Linked DNA regions of Homo sapiens: region 1 is linked to region 2. A link is an interaction called in ENCODE POLR2A ChIA-PET data of the cell type or tissue named here. Cell type or tissue: Panc1. All regions are shown on one strand. Each heading gives the region's core, and the rest is flanking DNA. Links, peaks and the distances in the headings are about the cores only.

Region 1 (8,021 bases), core at 1,225-6,224, 63 kb before region 2:
AGTACTATTCTATAGAAACATTAGAGCAATAAATATTTATTGCCTCCTTAGTATGTACATGCTGCAAACTCTACTCAACTCTGGGAATACCAGCAGAAAACAAACTCTTCTGGAAGGGAAGACAGACATAAAACAATCACACAAATGAAAAGATAATTACAAAGTACAATAAGTGGCATAAGGGTGCTATAAAAGTGTAACAGGGACTCTAATTTAGATTAAACTTTAAACTAGAGCATGAAATTAGATTGCTAGGTTACGTGGGTTGATATAGGTTATGTAATTGGTTGTAATAGGTTGACCAGAGTAGGCCTTTTGGAGGAAACAGCATAACACTTATACTGAAACTTGATAAAGTGAGGCATTGGCCAGATAAGTATGGGAAGAACCTTCCAGACCAAATAAGTAACACCATGAGGTAGGAAAGTGCTCGGCATTTCAGTGGAACAGAGAGAAGGCTATTGTTTCTGGATCCCAGTGAGTGAGGGTGGTAATGGCATGAGGTGGGGTAGTATCGTTGGTGTTCCTGCGGCCCCTCCTAATGATTTTGGACTTCATCTCAAGTATAATCAATGAGTCAGTAAGTGTGGAAAAGGTCAGAGAGTAGAAGAAGCATCTTGAATGACCAAGGACAGCATGAGGGCTTAGACTCCAGCACTTAAAAGAAAGCAAGAGAAGAGCAGATAAACTTGACCCATTTCTGGTTTCACTAAGTGATTTACTTGGAAGGGCTTCCACACTGTTTTGCTATTAATCTATTTTCATTCCATTGTCACTATTAATCTAAGCCCCCAAATATGAATTGATGTCATCTGTGGAGTTTATAGCAATTCAAGTGTTCTCATGTAGAAAATAAAAGTAATATCTCTTGTCGTGTCTCTCATTCTTGCAGCCCACCTTTCTCAGGCCCAGATCCTATGAAAACCTATAACATCATATTGAGGGGGATTGACATGATAGAATTTCCAAAGAAGATTGCCAAAAATGCTGCTAATTTAATTAAAAAACTATGCAGGTAAGTATTTCAACCACATTATTTTTGAAAACATCATAATGTGAAAAAATTAGATTTAATAAAACCATTATTTTATTTTTAGGGACAATCCATCAGAAAGATTAGGGAATTTGAAAAATGGAGTAAAAGACATTCAAAAGCACAAGTAAGTGTTCTTTCTGCAGAGTTCTGAACACGTGACATCATTTCCCCAGGGTGTTGCTTTTTAAGTTATTGGTGTAAAACTAGTATAATTAGCCTATAGGAACATCCAAAGACAGCGTATAAACTAGTAAGGCTTTTAAATGCCTTTCTAGTTGTGATTATGAAACCTTATTTATATTTATCTGACAACCCTGTAACATAAGAAGCTGAACTCAGTTTCTTACAACTCATACCAACTAGCATTTTTTTCCCCTCTGGCACAAAGGGGAAATGTGTATTTTAAATTTGGGGATTCTATTCTCTACCACAGAATTACAAATAAAAGTCCCCTACTGTATCTTACCTGATTTCCTAAAGACAAAATATATTTTTCCAAGCATTTCCTAATTAGATGTTATAACAGGAGAAAAACATAAGTACAGAATACAGTGTTTTTTAAACAATAGCAACATCTTAAATATCAGACCTTCCCTATGTTGATTGGATGTTCTAAAGCTAAACTAATTGGGTTTTCTCTATTTGTTTGTGTAACACTGACAGGAAATTCACATCCTTATCAAAGAAACATGTTTACTAAAATATCTCTGAATATCTGAAAAGCCTGCTAAGAATTTGTTGTAAGCATTTGCTAATGCTGAAACCCTTCAAAGACAAAAGAAAACAAACAAGCAAAAACTTTAGTCTTTTTTGGTTCTTATTTTCACAGAAAAACTGTACACAAAATATCTTTATTCTTCATTAAAAAAGGGAAAAAAAGAAGAAAATGGGACATGTAGAGACTATGACAATGATGTGAAAAGGTTAATTAGCTGACACTGTGCACTGAATCAGTGGCAAAAATGGAAAGTTAATTTTCTATCCTGACTTTTCATGCCCTGGTTCTACCTCCTTAAAATAAAATATCCTGTAAGGCACAGGGCCAGACACATTATGACATGTATTAAATTTTAATTATAGTGTAGGAACAAGGTCATAGAGACATTATGACTGAATTACAAGGAATAAGTGTTGCATGTTAATTGGTGTTTAAAATTTGACAGTTATACTTTTAAAAATATGTATTTCATAAAATAAACTATTAGGAAAACATATGCAATTAAATAGAAAACATTTTTGTCACATGAAAATGTTTGCCTAACTGCTTCCCATTAGCCATGGACATTGTATACACTGCAATGAGAAGCTTTTAGCTGACACAAAATGTTTTTATCAACGTTTTTTCCTTTTCTAGATGGTTTGAGGGCTTTAACTGGGAAGGCTTAAGAAAAGGTACCTTGACACCTCCTATAATACCAAGTGTAAGTAGACTTTCCAGCTTATAATTGTGTGACATAATTGATGGTGTTTATGTCAGTCAACAATGATCTGTTATTTTTAAAGTTTAATCCTATGATTAAGTTAAACAAACTCTAGGAAAAATGTCACATTAAAATAATGACATATTCTAAAATCCAAACTTGAAAGCAGATAAATTTGGGGATAGTCACTGTAAATGTGTTTTACTCTTCTCTTTTTTAACTATTCATTTGATTCAAGTTTCCCTCATTTATGAACATAAGTTAATTTTTAGCATGGGAAATGTTCAAAATATAGAAATGCAGACAAAAATATATAGGTGAGAGGATCACTTGAGGCCAGGAGTTCAAGAGTTCAAGACCAGCCAGCCTGGACAACATAGTGAGACTCTGTCTCTACAAAAAAAGAAAAGAAAATACTAGCCAGGTGTGCTGATGTGCACCTATAGTCCTAACTACTCAAAAGTCTGGAGCAGGAGGATCACTTGAGCCCAGGAATTTGAGCTTACAGTGAGCTGTGATTGTACCACTATACTTCAGCTTGGGTGACAGAGTGGAAAGACCCTGTCTCTAAAAAAAGAAATAAAATAACACTTTTTCAAAGAGTCTTTACATGATCACTCTTTTTTTTTTTTTTTTTTAATTTTTTTTTTGAGATGGAGTCTTAATCTGTCACCCAGGCTGGAATGCAGTGGCGTGATCTCGGCTTACTGCAACCCCTGCATCCCAGGTTCAAGCAATTCTCCTGCCTCAGTCTCCTGAGTAGCTGGGATTGTAGGCAAGTGCCACCACTCCCAGCTAATTTTGGTATTTTTAGTAGAGACACAGTTTCACCATGTTGGCCAGGCTGGTCTTGAATTCCTGACCTCAAGTGATCCTCCCACCTCGGCCTCCCAAGGGTTGGGATTACAGACGTGAGCACCGCGCTGGGCCTACGTGATCACTCTTTTATTTTTTTATTTTTTTATTTTTTTATTATTATTATACTTTAAGTTTTAGGGTACATGTGCACAATGTGCAGGTTAGTTACATATGTATACATGTGCCATGCTGGTGTGCTGCACCCATTAACTTGTCATTTAGCATTAGGTGTATCTCCTAAAGCTATCCCTCCCCCCTCCCCCCACCCCACAACAGTCCCCAGAGTGTGATGGTCCCCTTCCTGTGTTCATGTGTTCTCATTGTTCAGTTCCCACCTATGAGTGAGAATATGCGGTGTTTGGTTTTTTGTTCTTGCGATAGTTTACTGAGAAATGATTTCCAATTTCATCCACGTCCCTACAAAGGACATGAACTCATCATTTTTATGGCTGCATAGTATTCCATGGTGTATACGTGCCACATTTTCTTAATCCAGTCTATCATTCTTGGACATTTGGGTTAGTTCCAAGTCTTTGCTATTGTGAATAGTGCCGCAATAAACATACGTGTGCATGTGTCTTTATAGCAGCATGATTTATAGTCATTTGGGTATATACCCAGTAATGGGATGGCTGGGTCAAATGGTATTTCTAGTTCTAGATCCCTGAGGAATCGCCACACTGACTTCCACAATGGTTTAACTAGTTTACAGTCCCACCAACAGTGTAAAAGTGTTCCTATTTCTCCACATCCTCTCCAGCACCTGTTGTTTCCTGACTTTTTAATGATCGCCATTCTAACTGGTGTGAGATGGTATCTCATTGTTGTGTTGATTTGCATTTCTCTGATGGCCAGTGATCCAGTGATGATGAGTATTTTTTCATGTGTTTTTTGGCTGCATAAATGTCTTCTTTTGAGAAGTGTCGGTTCATGTCCTTGGCCCACTTTTTGATGGGGTTGTTTGTTTTTTTTCTTGTAAATTTGTTTGAGTTCATTGTAGATTCTGGATATTAGCCCTTTGTCAGATGAGTAGGTTGCGAAAATTTTCTCCCATTTTGTAGGTTGCCTGTTCACTCTGATGGTAGTTTCTTTTGCAGTGCAGGAGCTCTTTAGTTTAATTAGATCCCATTTGTCAATTTTGGCTTTTGTTGCCATTGCTTTTGGTGTTTTAGACATGAAGTCCTTGCCCATGCCTATGTCCTGAATGGTAATGCCTAGGTCTTCTTCTAGGGTTTTTATGGTTTTAGGTCTAACGTTTAAGTCTTTAATCCATCTTGAATTAATTTTTGTATAAGGTGTAAGGAAGGGATCCAGTTTCAGCTTTCTACATATGGCTAGCCAGTTTTCCCAGCACCATTTATTAAATAGGGAATCGTTTCCCCATTGCTTGTTTTTCTCAGGTTTGTCAAAGATCAGATAGTTGTAGATATGCGGCGTTATTTCTGAGGGCTCTGTTCTGTTCCATTGATCTATATCTCTGTTTTGGTACCAGTACCATGCTGTTTTGGTTACTCTAGCCTTGTAGTATAGATGCAGAAAAGGCCTCTGACAAAATTTAACAACCCTTCATGCTAAAAACTCTCAATAAATTAGGTATTGATGGGACATATCTCAAAATAATAAGAGCTATCTATGACAAACCCACAGCCAATATCATACTGAATGGGCAAAAACTGGAAGCATTCCCTTTGAAAACTGGCACAAGACAGGGATGCCCTCTCTCACCACTCCTATTCAACATAGTGTTGGAAGTTCTGGTCAGGGCAATTAGGCAGGAGAAGTAAATAAAGGGTATTCAATTAGGAAAAGAGGAAGTCAAATTGTCCCTGTTTGCAGATGACATGATTATATATACAGAAAACCCCATTGTCTCAGCCCAAAATCTCCTTAAGCTGATAAGCAACTTCAGCAAAGTCTCAGGATACAAAATCAATGTACAAAAATCACAAGCATTCTTATACACCAATAACAGACAAACAGAGAGCCAAATCATGAGTGAACTCCCATTCACAATTGCTTCAAAGAGAATAAAATACCTAGGAATCCAACTTCCAAGGGATGTGAAGGACCTCTTCAAGGAGAACTACAACCCACTGCTCAATGAAATAAAAGAGGAAACAAACAAATGGAAGAACATTCCATGCTCATGGGTAGGAAGAATCAATATCGTGAAAATGGCCATACTGCCCAAGGTAATTTATAGATTCAATGCCATCCCCATCAAGCTACCAATGACTTTCTTCACAGAATTGGAAAAAACTACTTTAAAGTTCATATGGAACCAAAAAAGAGCCTGCATCGCCAAGTCAATCCTGAGCCAAAGAACAAAGCTGGAGGCATCACGCTACATGATCACTCTTATACTTTCATGGCATCTTTGTTTCCATAGCTCTAGCCAAAGTTTATTATATAGAAAGATTTTAGTGATTATTTGTTTTAATCATACAGTTTATTACTCACAAGGGTATAAACTCTCCAAGGATAAGAACCATGTCTGCTTGTACTTACCACTGTGACCCTCAATACCTGCTACATAGTAGATACTCAATGAAATAGTCACTAATAGGGAATAAATACAGAATGCACTTAAAAATTCCAGCTTGGAATTCCACTAAAAAAAATCCACTAAAAAAAACCTGTCCATTTTTTACAGGTTGCATCACCCACAGACACAAGTAATTTTGACAGTTTCCCTGAGGACAACGATGAACCACCACCTGATGACAACTCAGGATGGGATATAGACTTCTAATGTATTTCTCTTACCTGCTTCTGCCTTGCTGAAGACAGCTTTTTCTGAGACACAGCTGCCAGCAAACCTGAGGGAAAGAGAGAAGATTAGTGCTCGGGGTCACCATGATGCCTTTGATCGATGCTGCTCCAGTAACTACAGTGGCATTAGGACTTACCGCTTAGATGACAATAGTGCTCTTTACATGTTTTCTGTTTGAACCTAAAATAGCAGTTGACATGGTGGTCCTGAAGCAAAGCCTTTCACCAGTAAAAGATGTTTTCTATTGTTGCAATGACCTTGCTTTGCTCTGATTATAATTTGAAAGACTGTAGGAAACACTTCAATGTAGTATAAGAGTCTGTACCTTGCTGGAATATTCAAGAAGATGAAAGAATAATATATTGGGTACAATAGATTACTATGGTACAGAAACTGGGCTATTCCCTTTCTTCAAGTGAAGGCTGTGGGATCTATTACTGCAGGCCGGTGTATATACCATACAAAAGAGGACCACACATCTGTTGGTCACAGAGTTCATGTCACACCAGTGCTAGAAGTTTCATGATTTTATTTCCCAGCAGTGCTGATGACAAGACTGAATGTTACCTTTTCTTTCTGACAGATTTTAAAAATTGATATGATAAAAGCACAACTGCTATAGATTCTGCTGAGACCTCTCATAGTAGGTATATATGAGTTTTCACAGAAGACTGAAAAATAATGCATGATATTTGTTTGTTTTTTTTGATAAATTGGCATGACAGAGTGGGGAAAAAAAGCAATTCACAAAACCATTTCATATTTTTTAAAATATTGTGCTTAAAGATGGTCCTGGAAGTAAATGACTAGCAGCCAATTGGTTTTACTTAACATACCCTCAAACTGAGGCTTAAAGTATTCCCTTTTATAAAAATAAATGCTTGGGGTAGGGTGGAGTGGGGAGGGATTAAAACCCATCCAAAAAATAAATAAAAACTATATAGGTGCTATGTATATCTTTCATCTGTAAATGTCAGTGTCTGAACAGACAACACAAATTCAAATCATTATACGTGTAGCCAGAAACTCAAGCATTTTCACTAAAGTTATTAAACCAAACTCCTGTCCAATTTCACTTATACAACATAGTCAGTCTAGAGTTGAGAGACAAAGGTAATTATAAACCTATTTGAACTAGCTTCTTGTCTTAGGCCTGAACCAAAAAACAACAAACAAACAAAAAACAAGAATGAAAAACAGAAATAAAAGAAGTAGAAAAGACAAAGAAAGAAAGCCCAAAGTCAAAGTTGTTAATATTTACAGGTTTACCAGATCTGGAACATTACTTATTTGAGGTCAGAGAACAAAACAAGAACCTGGCCAGGTGTTGATTACCTTTTAGTGAATAAGCTGAGTCCATATACTTGTCTAACTAAGAAAGCAGTACAGAGGAAAACAGGAACCTGATTTTTTTAAAATAAATTTTAAATAAAATAGAATTACTACAATTCTGCAATTTCATACTACCTAAAAAAGACTAGATTTGAAAATGTCAAGCTGATTTACTTTATTCACATGGAGAAAAGAATCCACAAATTAAACTGAGTCCTTCACTGGCATGCCAGTTGACTATTATTAGCTGTCATAAGTAACTCAGCCATTTGGAAGCATTTCCTGGACAAAATTACATTATACCTGTGAAGAAAAATATAGAAGCTTTCAAGCTGTCATTCTGTTTTGGCCCTGTGTGAATTTGGTATATTAAATTGACGCTTGCTTTTTTTTTCAGTAGAGTTTTCTTTTTAATCAATCAAACGCCTACATTTCTGGAAGAAAAAGTCCAATTAGATCATTACACCTTAACTAAGAAGGCAAATCTTATAAATTTTGCTTGAATTGTTCTTACTCAAAACTACCTTAGAATATGGTATCTTATGAAAATATAATATTCTTAAAATTTTGGAGGATAAAATGAAAAGGGTATAAACTTCAA
Region 2 (8,021 bases), core at 1,616-6,615:
GGCTGAAGAGGTCGTCTCCATCCCCCGTGTCATGAACTAAATGCTTGTGCCTCCGATTCATATTTTGAAGTCCTAACCCCAAATAAGATGGTATTTGGCTGGCCTTTGGAAAGGAATCAAATTTAAATGAGGGTATGAGACTGTGGCCCCATGAGAGGATTACTGTCCTCATGAGAAGAGGAAGAGACACCAGAGCTCCCTATTTTTCCAACATGTGAGGACACTGCAAAAAGATGGCCGTGTGCAAGACAGAAAGTTGCCTTCACAACAAACAGAATCTGCTGGCACCTGCATCTTGGACTTTACTGCCTCCAGAACTGTCTACTGTTTAACCACCCAGTCTATGGTATTTTTTTATATCAGCTAAGCTGACATCAGCTAAGCTGACATTTATTTATAGATAATAAAACTCAGGCCCAGTTTTTTCTATTTCTATTATTTTTATTATTATTAAAACTCCTTAAATAGACTTCTTTACAAGGGAGAAATCATCACTAATCCATCACGCCCGTCCATATTTCTACATAGATACCTTTTATCTACTTATATTATTCCTGCATACTGATTTATGTTTAGGTCCCAATCCATGCCTCCAAAATTTTGATTCAGCACACAATAAAAACACTGAGAATCTTTGGGAGAATAGTTGTGGTGATCACAGTGAGGAGTAGTTAGGGGGTAAGTCTTGTTTTGGGGGCTGGACTATAGAAAATGAGTGAGTATATCTAATTCAGTTAAATGTATTTGTAAAAGCTGTACATTTTTTTTCAGTTAGAGAAGAATTTGTTTTACTAATGATTCCTTCAAGTGCACATCTAGTTACAGTATCTACCTAAATCATCCTTTCAGTGATCATTGATTTTGATGTTTCCAAGCATAGGATTAACGACAGTAGTTTTTTTTTTAAGTCTCCCTTTGTATCCAATAAAAAGAATATTTATATACTTCAAAATAGAATCCTTCTTGAAAAGTAAAAAGGGAGGTTTTTCATTTTCTTTTTCCAATTACATCAGCATTCCCTAAATGAAAGTAATTTTCCTCTAGGAAACAAAATCAGTGCTCAGAAAAAAATATGGTTATAGGATGTACTCAGAAAAAAAATATGGTTATAGGATGAGGTCACCAATAATAAAATGGTGGTAAAGAACAATGCTTGTTATTCCAGATCACATCAGATAAAATATTTGTGGGCATTATATAATTTACATGCTATGAGTTATGTAAAAGACTTTGGGCTTGGAGACATCCGGATATGAATGCTTCTCTAATCTGTCTGTTATGAGAACCTAGGCATGTTATTTTTATCTTTCTGAGTCTCATAATTCTCATCTGTAAAATAAGCCTGATAAAAATTTTATCCATCTCCTGAGATCACCGTGATAATTAGATGAGTTATTGCACACTTTATATGTAGAACTGTGCCTGGCATATGATAAATGCTCAAGAAATGCAAGTGATTTGTGATTATTTATTGCAAGAATGGAGATAACCCAAACCTTTGCATTTACATTGCTATATTAGCTTTTGCTACCATAGAGAGTCACCTAAACTTTGTAATTCAATTTTCAAAACACTGTTAATGTATTTGGTTTTAACATAAGAAGCCAATTGCCTACTGAATATAAATGGAGTACTCCTGAACATTTCTTAGCAATTGACCATCTCTGTGATCTGCTAAAGGTCATTGATTTTTCCCTTTGTCTCACCTTCTATGATGGCCACATGCAAGTTCAGGGGTTGATGTCATATAACCCTTTTCGGTTTTTTTTTGTTTTTTTTTTTAAGGAGAGTTCAGGGATTGGTAGAAAGGCACAACAGAGTTGGGCATACAAGTCGAAATCAGGAGACTTAACCACCTATATGACTGGGGTCAATCCACATGTCCATTCTATACACAATGTCCAGAGCTCACCATTTTGAGCTGCCAGGTATTACTTTGGCATCCCCTAATTCTGTCATTAGTGCTGTCATTTCCTTACACCCAGACTTTAAAATCTCATGCCTTCATCTTATTAAATGTCAAATAAAGACATATATATATATATATTTTTTTTAAAAAATCCCTCATACACATTCTTAACACTCACTCCATGTTGATTCTCATTTCGGCCATCATCTTTGGCATGGGGTTTGTGGCAAAAGTGTTTACAACTATTTAAACTATGTCTGATCTCTTCCCACTCTAATGCATCCCACACCTGCTACTGGTTCAATCTCCATAAAGCTTAGCTACATGGCTTCAACTTGGCTTTTCACTCTTCACCCCAATATTTGCCATCTATATCTTACCATTTTAGTCCAACAAATCTGATCATTCACTGTTCTCCAGAAATGTTTTGAGTATTCCCCATCTATTACCTTTGCTTTTGCCATTGCCTTGAATCTCTAATGCATGCCTCACGTCATTTTTGTGTGCATAAGATATTTCAGATATTCCTGTCTTCTATAAAGCCTGATGGATCCACCAAAATCTCTCGTCTCTTTGATCCTACATAACACTTAGTCACACTCTCCTGCTCTCTCTCTTTTTTGATGTGGAAAACACAGGCTTTAGTATCAAATAAACCTCAATGCACTTACTATGGGACATTGGGCAAGTATTGTGACTCACAGAATCATAGATTCATCTATATAATAGGGATGGTATAAGAGCAATATTTACCTTGGAGAGTTATTATGAGAGTAAAATGCAGCAAAGCTTATAAAAAGACCAGTCCAAAATTGAAACAAGGATGGTTAACTATTATTTTACTCATATTAAATGAAATATAAAGTATATAATAAGACATGCCTTATAAATGGCAGAGGCTCGATAATTGTCCACTTAGATTTAAAATAAAAAATATTATCACTTAAAAAATTTTCTTCCACCATTAGTCAGACCACCTACTACTGCCCTAAGAATGACTACATTGTCCAGTCTTAAAGAGGCTTTTCTGCACAAATAACCAAGAGATGTCTGTTACTATGAACCTACCATAGTAACAAACAAATTTAAAAGTAGCTGAAAAATTAGAGCAGGAAATAAGTACCCAAAGCCTGCCAACTGTCAGCAAAATGCTAACCTGCTTGAATATTTTCTTGGTTTCTGTTTTAAAAACATGAGGGCTGAAGTACTAAAATTTGTGATCCAAAACTAAACATAGTAAGACACAAATAACAGTGTAAACGTTTTGGTTGTGTAACCCATCCTACTTTGGTTGATGGAACTTGGAGAAACAGATGGTGATGTCCATGACTGTTTGATCATTGACACATCCTGTATTATGCAAGTATGGAACTGGGTAGTATAAAAGGCTGCTCTCATTAGGAAAGTTTGACCTGTGTGCTATTTATGGCTCAGAATTTGATGTTACCATAGCAAATGAAATGGAGTTCAAGAGAGACAATATTCCTTAACCTAAGTACATTACCAACAAAACTAATTCTAAGATCATTACCTTTCTATGAGGCCTGCAGTCAACATTCCAAACCCTAGACAGTCAATAAACAGAAAAGAGAATTTGGCACAAGCAGTTGAGAAGAGGAATCCATTTAGTTTCACAATGGGGCTGGCCCTAAAAAGGACTAGGAAAATTCCAGTTGAGGATTTACCTAGTATATCTTCCCTCACGTTTGGTCCTAACTTGTTCATCTTTGATTTCTTAGTTGAATTGTTTCCCCTGTGACCTTCTATTCTATTCATTCTCTTGCTTCCTTGCCTCTTTACTTCATGATGAGGACTAAACTCTTTCTATAATGAGCATTCAGCATCAGTCAATAGCTAAGGCTTAGCTATTGAGAATAACTCAATAGGTTTTAGTTGTAATATATTTCAGTAAATAATTTATTATATCATTACATAATGATTAGATAATACTCAATGCATTCTAATTAGTAATCTTTTATAGAAAATGTATTCAGGCATCTAACATAACTGAATTCTTACTTCCCTTCCATTTTTTCCTGTCTTTTAGATTTCCACATCTATAAAATGGAAATGATAGTAGTAAACTCTTTTGAGAATTTCTTAGAAGATTAAATAAGAAAATTCATGCACAGTTCCTGATACCTCATAACTGGCCCATAAATTTTAAGACATTGCCTGTCTCATTATGTCAGTCAGCAAATATTTTTTGAAAATCTATTTTGCATGAGGTCTAGAGATGACAGAACTGTATTCATTGCCCTAAAGAGAATCTCAAGCTAAAATGAGTTACATGATAACTCACAAAACAAGACCAAACTCATCACCATGAGAGCTTTGAGGGGAATCATCTAAGTCAGTCAGGGATTGAGGAGGAAGAAGGTGTCAGGAAAGCTGCGCAGAGGAGGCAACTCATTAGGGACGTCTCGAAGGATTTCATAAATAAAAAAGAGGTTTGGCAATAAAAATGGTGAAGGAAAACACTGAAAGGGCCCAGAGATCAGAGAAAGACTAGAGTGTCTGAGAGATTAAAAGGGGCTCTGCAAAACAACTTAGACTTAGGGGTTTTGGGGAGAAATAAGGCTGGCCATTTGCCCCAGTCATGATGGGGGAGAGCTTTGTATGACAGAGTGAGAAGGTTGGATTTCATCCTGAAGGAAAGGGGGAAGCAAAGGCCTAGAAATATTAAAAGAAGGCTGAGGAATGACAGGATCATACAAAAAGGAGAGGCAAGTTAGAAAGCCACTGCAACAGCTCGTGTTAAAAGAGGTGAGCCAGCAAAGAGAGCAAAAAGGAAGGTTCAGACTGAGTGTTTTGTGGAAGTCCTTTGTTTTTTACTGAATCGACATGTTCTTATTTCTAGGTTTAGAAATTTGTTAATGTTTTGTTCAATGAGGTTACAGATTTCTAAAATGTGTTTCTTTAGGCTTTCATACTTTATTCTCTTCTCGGTGAGAACCTGAAAAATAGTGTGAATAACTTGAAAAGCTACTAAGGTGGTTGGATTAAAAAAATAGTGCAGACAAAAAATAATAAGGAAAATTGGCTACACTCTATTTTCTGTTTGCTTTTTCTCAGTCACATTGCCCTGCATTTAAGTGTCTCAAATACAGTATTAATTCCCTGCAAGGTAAGTACTAAGAAGGCAGGTAGTAACACTCATTTTTGCTCAGTAGAGACTGTCCCTGAGAAAGGCCTGGAATTTGCCCAAGTCTATTTACCTAATTAGAGATGGAGTTGGGCTGTCACACCTGCTGTAACACAGAGGTTTTTCAAAATAAAGATCACATCAGTAGGAATGTTTTTCTGGGAAGAGCAGCTTGACTTCTTCAGGAAAAGAATGAGGGTAGTGATTCATTTCCAATGCCAGAGACATTATAGAGACATTATGCAGAATATGTCCAAGTCTCAGAATCTTGGTCTGCACGTGCACACACACACACACACACACACACACACACACACACTCTCTCTCTCTCTCTCTCCCTCTCTCTCTTTCTCTCTTACACTTCATGATAGCTGGGGTAAAACATCTTTCAAATGGAGTAGAGCGATAGGGAGGTAAATTTCACTTTCTACCAAATATAGCATAGGAACTGTCTTGAATTTTTTCAGTGGCACTTTCCCTAAGTCAAGTATGGGTATCTTCTCCACACTTTTCACTCCTATCTCTGCATTTGTCTCCTAAGGAAAATGAATGAAATTACCCACAGAATATGGGAAACAGGCCAATGAATCCCTTGATAATTGGGTTTTCACTGCAGGAGAAAGCTGAAAAGGTATTCTAGCAGCAGATCACACAAAGAAAAATGAGGCAGTAGAGATAAGGGAGTTAGTTTGATCAAAACATAAAAAGAACAGCAAATTCCAAGTAAGACCAAAGTTTATCTTGGGCTTTTATAGGTAAGGGCTGTAACACTAGTTCTTGCTTCTTTCTATTCAATTTATTTTCCAAATATACACTGCCTTATGCTTGAATAAGTTGTTAAACTATTTTGTTTCGAATCTTTGGGATACTCTTGATAACATTTACAAACAGGTTAGATAATGTATTTCATGTCCTACATTTCTGAATTTTGATCCTTGTCCTGCTGATCTCCTAGTATGCCTTCTTTTTTACTTTGACTTAACATAGAAGACTAGCAACAATACGCTAGAATTTATTTCCCAGTGATAGCTTTTAGTGGATTAAGATAATATTTGTATCCCATCAAGGCAAAGAATACTGTCATCACTCTGAACTTTCAAGCAGTTCTTCAAGGTTTATACATTTTATCTCATTCTTCCCCCCCGCCGCCACTAAAGCAGATCAGTAGAGATGTAAGAACAGGTCTAATCGAGATGGGAAAACACAAATAAAGATAAGTCAAATAACTTGCCAATCAATAAGTATAGTACTATGTCCTTTAGAATTGCATACCAAGGCTCCGAGTGTCTGCTAGCAGGTCAATAAAATTCAGAACAATTAATAATTAAATGTGAGGTGAGGGGGAGGTAAAAATTAAACACTTGCAATTTCATAAACAAAACAGTTGACGAAATTTTTAGTGTTTGTAGAGTGGTAATAGTGAGATTTAACTGATTTTTATGTTACCTTTTATGAAGATTGGAGGGTGCATAAATATGGCATGTGCTAAAGATCTAGCATTAGATCCTCTGCTTCTTTCTAGTTAGATACAATGCTTTTACCTTTGGAATAATTTTGCTATTTAGATAGGAAAAAGATGCAGTTAAGTTTATCTTATTGTATCTTTACCATCTATAAATCATTATTATTTTGTAGAAATGAATCAAAAAAAGTTTTAAGGTTTTTGTGACTATTTAAAGCAAATAAATTTATACTGAAATTTCATTTACTTTTTTTTACTGTTGTTAATTGAGTTAATCTTTAGTCGAGTTGAGATTATATTGAATTTTAAAATATAAAGTAATGCAGATTAAACACTAAGCATGGAATTCTGGAAGTCAATCATTGCCTTCATTTGCCACAAACTCCTTTCACATCCTTGGCTTCTCCAAGACAGTCTTAACAATAACTAAAGAGCTAAAGGAAGTAATAGCTATTAAAAAACAGAGTTAGTATGGTGTGGAAATTAGACTAATTAATTCATTATTCAAGTAAAACTTTTTATAACTACTATGCATGAACCAAATTTTAATACTTTGCTAACTGTAATTTTTCCCCCCAATGACATGCAAATAATAAATTTTTCTCCTTTCCCCAACATCCCCTAACATTTGTGTTCTGTTCCTTTAAACAGTGTCAAGATGCATTAAATAAATACAAAGTTAGCCTGATGAAGAACAAACTTATTTTCATTCTAAAAAAGGCATCACTTGCTCAGTTGCTCTGTCATGCCTGTGGACGTTGTTATCGCTCATATCTTTTAAACACACAGCATCCCTTTCTTCCTTCTTATCCAGGCTGTCACCAAATCCTTTTACTTCTTGCCCAACAGTCTCTTAACTCTATCTCTTCTTTGGTCTCTTTTGCCAAATACCATATGCTGATTAGGCCTTCTCTTAATGTTTTCTTTTGTTTATTTTAAACCTCTTGATTCCTCTCTCCCTGATTGCCACCTCACTGCTAGAATTATCTTTTGTTGTTGGGATTTCCATTAAGGCATTTTCTTAGAAATTTTCCTTTCTAAACAAAGTTAAAAACAACTGTTTAAAAATCACTCTGCTGTTCCCAGGAAGCAGGAATAGATATGTACATTTGGCCTCCCATATGTCATCTTATTCATTTCCCAGGGAGGCTGTTATATATTTTTAAAATGCATGTATTAGAATTAAAAATGCATAATATTAATGTTGCTTATGTTTACTGGTTGCCTACTATACACCAGTCACTTTATATAAATAACATTACTTACCTGCAACAACTGTTCAGGTAATAAGCATTATCCCCATTTTTCAACTGAGGGAACTGAACACAGATAATTTTAGTTACCTGCATCTCGTTCCGCCTAAAACTGCCTCCCATTAATAACAACTCATCTTTTATCTGTACCTTGCTAACTTCTTTCTTCGGTTTGTAGTGGGATAGAACTCATTGTACTAACTCCAATTTCCACCCAAGTTTTCCTAACAGAACTGAGCTGACCTGGAATAT

The links. ChIA-PET counts read pairs that join two places held together with the same protein. Peaks named below come from ENCODE experiments on the same cell type or tissue, not always from the same donor. Only the 100,000 strongest peaks of a DNase experiment are listed, where the experiment ranks them.
Region 1: POLR2A ChIA-PET joins it to region 2 with 6 read pairs; 3 of 35 experiments call an interaction of 5 or more read pairs at or near these places.

Annotation. Positions count from the first base shown.
Region 1 is chr10:52,287,834-52,295,854 of GRCh38, forward strand. PRKG1 (protein kinase cGMP-dependent 1) reads left to right here. Exons shown (of 18, transcript NM_006258.4): 15 at 893-1,015; 16 at 1,098-1,160; 17 at 2,391-2,457; 18 at 5,969-8,021. The coding sequence ends at 6,067. Among named protein-coding and RNA genes, the nearest start is that of PRKG1-AS1, 22 kb to the right of the region's middle. In Panc1, for the core only: no CTCF peak of the experiment used is centred there; no DNase peak of the experiment used is centred there.
Region 2 is chr10:52,350,852-52,358,872 of GRCh38, forward strand. No RefSeq gene overlaps it. Among named protein-coding and RNA genes, the nearest start is that of DKK1, 41 kb to the left of the region's middle. In Panc1, for the core only: no CTCF peak of the experiment used is centred there; no DNase peak of the experiment used is centred there; H3K27ac peaks cover 4,800 bases.